2 separate regions of the Homo sapiens genome follow, and region 2 is linked to region 1. The links are chromatin loops, found by intact Hi-C in ENCODE. Cell type or tissue: heart right ventricle. All regions are shown on one strand.

The links. Hi-C counts contacts between places; a loop is a spot of excess contacts. Peaks named below come from ENCODE experiments on the same cell type or tissue, not always from the same donor. Only the 100,000 strongest peaks of a DNase experiment are listed, where the experiment ranks them.
Region 2: it touches region 1 in a loop (14-fold over the local background); 80 of 110 quality-filtered maps call a loop at or near these places.

The regions. Positions count from the first base shown.
Region 1 is chr5:68,961,642-68,964,141 of GRCh38, reverse strand. It overlaps LOC107984116 (a long non-coding RNA gene), which reads left to right. Exons shown (of 3, transcript XR_001742709.2): 2 at 1,979-2,273. Among named protein-coding and RNA genes, the nearest start is that of LINC02198, 67 kb to the left of the region's middle. In heart right ventricle, a CTCF peak has its summit at 1,074 (motif pointing right); a DNase peak (open chromatin) is centred at 1,081; H3K27ac peaks cover 915 bases.
Region 2 is chr5:68,285,007-68,287,506 of GRCh38, reverse strand. All of the region lies in intron 7 of PIK3R1 (phosphoinositide-3-kinase regulatory subunit 1), which reads right to left. Among named protein-coding and RNA genes, the nearest start is that of PIK3R1, 71 kb to the right of the region's middle. In heart right ventricle, a CTCF peak has its summit at 1,009 (motif pointing left); no DNase peak of the experiment used is centred here; H3K27ac peaks cover 2,500 bases.

The DNA of each region.
Region 1 (2,500 bases):
TCATTTAAAAACGACTTAATGTTTGATTAAAATAGTCACATCAAAGGTCGAAATATATAACAAAGTGGAACGTTTCTTCTCACCTGTGTCCTCCATTCCTGCAGTTCTCACACCCCTATAAACATGTAACCACTGGAATTAATTCTTTGGGCAAACTTTTAGAAATACTTCATGCTGTAATCCCAGCACTTTGGGAGGCCGAGGCGGGCGGATCACAAGGTCAGTAGATCGAGACCATCCTGGCTAACACGGTGAAACCCCGTCTCTACTAAAAATACAAAAAAAAATTTAGCCGGGTGTGGTGGCAGGTGCCTGTAGTCCCAGCTACTTGGGAGGCTGAGGCAGGAGAATGGCGTGAACCCGGGAGGTGGAGCTTGCAGAGAGCCAAGATGGCCCCACTGCACTTCAGCCCAGGTGACAGAGCAAGACTCTGTTAAAAAAAAAAAAAAGTAAGAAATACTTCATGCATGTAGAAGCAAACACAAACATATCTCCTCCTTCTTACACAAATGACAGTGTATTATGCATATTGTTTCTATGCTTTTCCTTCACAAACATAACGATGTGGCGATCTTTCTATATTCTTACCGAATGAACTTCCTCACTATTTTTTTTAAAGCTGCATAGTATTCCGTTGTTTGGATCCACCATAACTCACCTACTCATTTTCTTTTGACGGACATTTAGGTTGTTTACAACGTCTTCCAAACTGTCTGACACGATGTTTTTACAGCCCAAATACTGGGCAGAGCCGTCTGCATGAAACATTTCGAGGAGATTATCCATGAACTATGGAAGAGCCGAAAAAAGTTCTTGTATCCTCTCTTTTTCCCCGCTTTTTGCTGTAGTAAACTGTAATCAGTCCAGCCAAGAGGGTTTTATGGGATTTGGGCTTTGTACCATCAACATTCATTAAATAATACTGGAATTTGTTCCTGCCACGGATGAAAACTTAGCCAGTTGGTAATAACTTACACATTTGCTGCCTGAAAAGGAGCAAACAGCCGGTAAGGGTGACTTAACGTGGACAGTCCGGTCACCCTTCCCCAGCACGGTGTCCATTCACCAGCAGAGGGCTCTCTCCTTTTGGGAAAAATACAAATGTCTCCGGGAAAGGTTTTAAACTTCACAGCCGGGCACCGAGTGTGGTGTTTCTCTTCTCTGCAGTGGATTGGTGTGTCGCTCCCTTGAATATTTAGGGATTAGCTGAATACTGAATTTGTCTGTGTTTTGAGTGTGTTTATGTGTGGGGTGTTGTGGAGAGGAAGAGAGTCCAGCATTCCCCAGAGGTCTGAGGAGAAAGCCTGTGACTTGATCCAGAACCAGGGATTATAGTTTTTCCCTTCTTCAGTGTATGAGGCATCCTGGCCTTGTCCTGTGTTTCAAGATTAGAAACCACACACATATATCCCAGTTTTCTGGGATATGCTTGTGAGATGATCGGGCCGTAAACCCTGTTTATATGACCCCTGGTGACTGCTCTTTCAGGTTAGTGTTCCCAAAAAGTCAGGTGAAAATCTGTCTCATTACTTTCAAGGGGAAGAGGAAAAGCACTGACCACCCCCCTACCCCAACACTTTTTTTTTTAAGGACAGAGTCTCACTCTGTCACCCAGGCTGGAGTGCAGGGGCGCCATCTCAGCTTACTGCAACCTCTACCTCAAACAATCCTCCCACCCCAGCCTCCTGAGAAGCTGGGACTACAGGCACATGCCACTATGCCTGGCTATTTTTGTATTTTCTGCAGAGGCGGGATTTCAGTATGTTGCCCAGGTTAGTCTTGAACTCCTGGGCTCAAGCGATCCACCTGCCTCAGCCTCCCAGAGTGTTGAGATTACAGCTGTGAGGCACCATGCCCAGCCGGCAGTGCTGACATTAATTTAGCATTTCCTGAGGTAGTCTAGTGAGGTTAGGCCACTGAGTCCTACTTCTCTCCATTCTCATTGGGTTGATATTCCTGCCCTTTCCATCCCAAACAGTGCAGTTCAGGAAACCAGGCTGAAGAATGTGAAATACATCGCCCAAAGTCAGACACGGAGGAACAACTGCTTCGGAGCTAGCAATTTCCTGAGCTGGAATTGCACCACTGGCCTGTAGAATCCAAACTGTTTTCTACCAGAACAACTCCTTCCCTGCAGGAAGCAGGGTGTGCACAGCTGAACCCTGGTCTGAGAAGGTTGAAGTCACTGACTCAGCCCCAGCAAGGAAGTTGCCCTTCGACTTCTGACCTCTGGCCCTGTTTGAAAACCAACTCAAATCGTTTTTCTTTTTCAGGTAAAGACAAAATGATGCCATGAATTTCTATTTTCTTTTATTCAGGGCACACCTAGGCTAATATTGAACAAACTTCAAGGAAATGGAAGACACAAGGGTTTTGAGAAACTGAATGTAGAGCCTGCCTCTTGGAAAATGGTCCATTCCCAGACCTGAGTCATTAGGGCAGGTGCACAGAGCACCTGCACACTGGGCGATTGCCCAGAGGTTCTCCAGCTAGAGGGAGT
Region 2 (2,500 bases), 680 kb after region 1:
AAAGTAATTTAGAGTTCACTTCAATCAATTCCTGCATGCCATAGAGGGGAAAACGAAATCTGACCCAGGGAGGTGAAGTGGTTTACAGAAGATTATAGCCCTAAGACTAGAACCCAATCTTCTGATGGTTTCAAATGCCCTTCTCTACCCATTGTCCCTGCTCCTCACTTCCCTTTGCTAGAGAACGTAAAAAAAAATGGACAAAACTGAAGTTAATCTTTTAAGCCACATGCAAAAAATTTCACACCCCTAACAAAACTCTGGTTTTTTCTGTTTTCTATTTTTAGCTTGCTTAAATTAAAACAAAACATTTCATTCCCTTTGAAGACATAGGTTCTTTCAATAATACCCTCATACTCTGCATGGGAAAGTGATCCAGTGGTCACATAAAGTCCACACAGGCCAACAGCAGCAACTAGCTTCAGGGTTACTTGAAATATCTGGAAAGTGCTGTTAAACCCACAATGAAAGTGATTTTACAAACTTTCCTTTAGTGCAACTGATATAATATTGAAAAACTTTCCCAATGGAAATAACAGTCTATAAGTGAATCTGCCATCTGATCATAGGGACATATGGTTAGTTCAGAGAATACCCTTGCATCCTGAGCTGCATAATCTTGCCCTACTTTTAAAAATAGCCTTTCTAAAGCTAGAAACATTGGAAACATCAGTCTCCTAAGCATACCTGTCTGGATTCACATGATGTTTCATGTCAAAACCTTCTAAGATTAAAATGCTCTGTTAAGTCCACCAGTATATTTTCTGTTTCAGAAGAAAATAAGCCACTGGAAAGCAGTACTCTCTCAACGTATAGAAAGTCTTGAAATAGATTGGAAAAACTTTGCCTTAAACAAATTTCTCACAATATGTACAATCATCTACCAAAGAGGTCCTATTATATTAGGAAAGTGTGAGCTGAATCTTTTTCCCGTTGAATTTTAGTGTTTAAAAAGTGATCTGCAAGACACATGTTCTTTATTAGCTTAAAAAAGGGAGCCCTCTGCTGGTAGAACTGAATCAGTAATTCCTGCTTTGGGAGAAAACCATCAACTTTCTGTATATTTCGTATGTCCAAATTTGACACCAACTAATGTACATAATTGTATTACTGTCACTTGATCTATATGACTCACTAATTAGTAAATCAAAAGTACAGTTTTCACGAAGCTGCTAGTGTTGTAGGAAAACTTTTATTTTAATGTCAGCATTTCTCTGGGACCTCAAAGGCCTAGACACACTGGAAAACTAACTTTACCTTCTGGATTCTTTAAAACAATATGTATCATTCTCCCTTTCCTCAAAGTTTCGTAAAACTCATTTCAGAGGCAAATACAGCCCATTGTTTCACTTCTCAGCAGATATAGTTAGGAAAATGTCTCTTGATCCTTAAACTGTTCAAAAGTTACAAACTGAATACTATATTTCATATGTACAAGTCACCATCAAGTGGCAAATGTTGCACAAGCAGCTTTCAACCTAGAAAACTTCTTCTTTTTCTGGACATCATTTATGAACAAAGACCATGAAAAAAAGAATAGACAACAAAAATTAACCAAAATCTTCATCTAAGGGTAAAATGAATACCTCTCTTCATAATTTTAACTTAAGACAACTTAGAACAGAGGGCCTTTTAGGGTAATTCAAATTATTTGCTCCATATCCACTGGTCTTAACTGACATTATGCTAAGGAAAACATCCATTTAAGTATATAAATAAGCCCAGGTTTACGTATGTATAAACTCTGACACATTCTACCAGGTTTCTGATAAAGGCATCCCCACTGCTTAGCAGAATAAAGTAGTCCCCCCTGCAATTCTCCCTCAGATCTTTGTCCCTTGAGACAAAGAGACATCTGCACTGTGAAAACAAAAGTAAAACTGACTATATACCCCTCCTAAACACATACATACCAAAATACCTGTGTCTCTCAGGACACAAATAAAACTATTGTTTGACAAAACCTAGTGTGGCTTGCCCGTTTAGTTCTACGCATCTACAAACATGTAATTTTTCAAAGTTTCATTTTTCACCTTTGAAGCAACCCTCTAATGTCAGACCACATTTTAAACCAATAAAAATTAAATCAGAGACAAGTAAAACTCTTTGAATGTCATTTCCCTCTACCTTAGTGCTTGCCTTTAGTCTGGGTTGAGAACCAAGCCCAGAGCATTTAAAACAAGATTTATGAATCAGGCTCTTCAGGATGAATGTTTTGCAATGTGCCAGTGGTTAAAAATTAACTTTGACAGGTGTAGAAGGGCAAGGGGTAGAAAGAGTCATTTATTTTCCACTCTGGGCTTGAGGGTGCAATATTAGACTTCAATTATATTACATTAATATTTCTGAATATATCCATGAAATCTGAAATATGTAAATACACTTATAATGGGTTTCATTCAAAGGCACCCTGTGTTAAATAGACTTATTTTTACCTTGGTTTGCCTACAGAAATCTACTTTACCTGCCTAAGCATTAATTGGGTAAAGATAACACAATG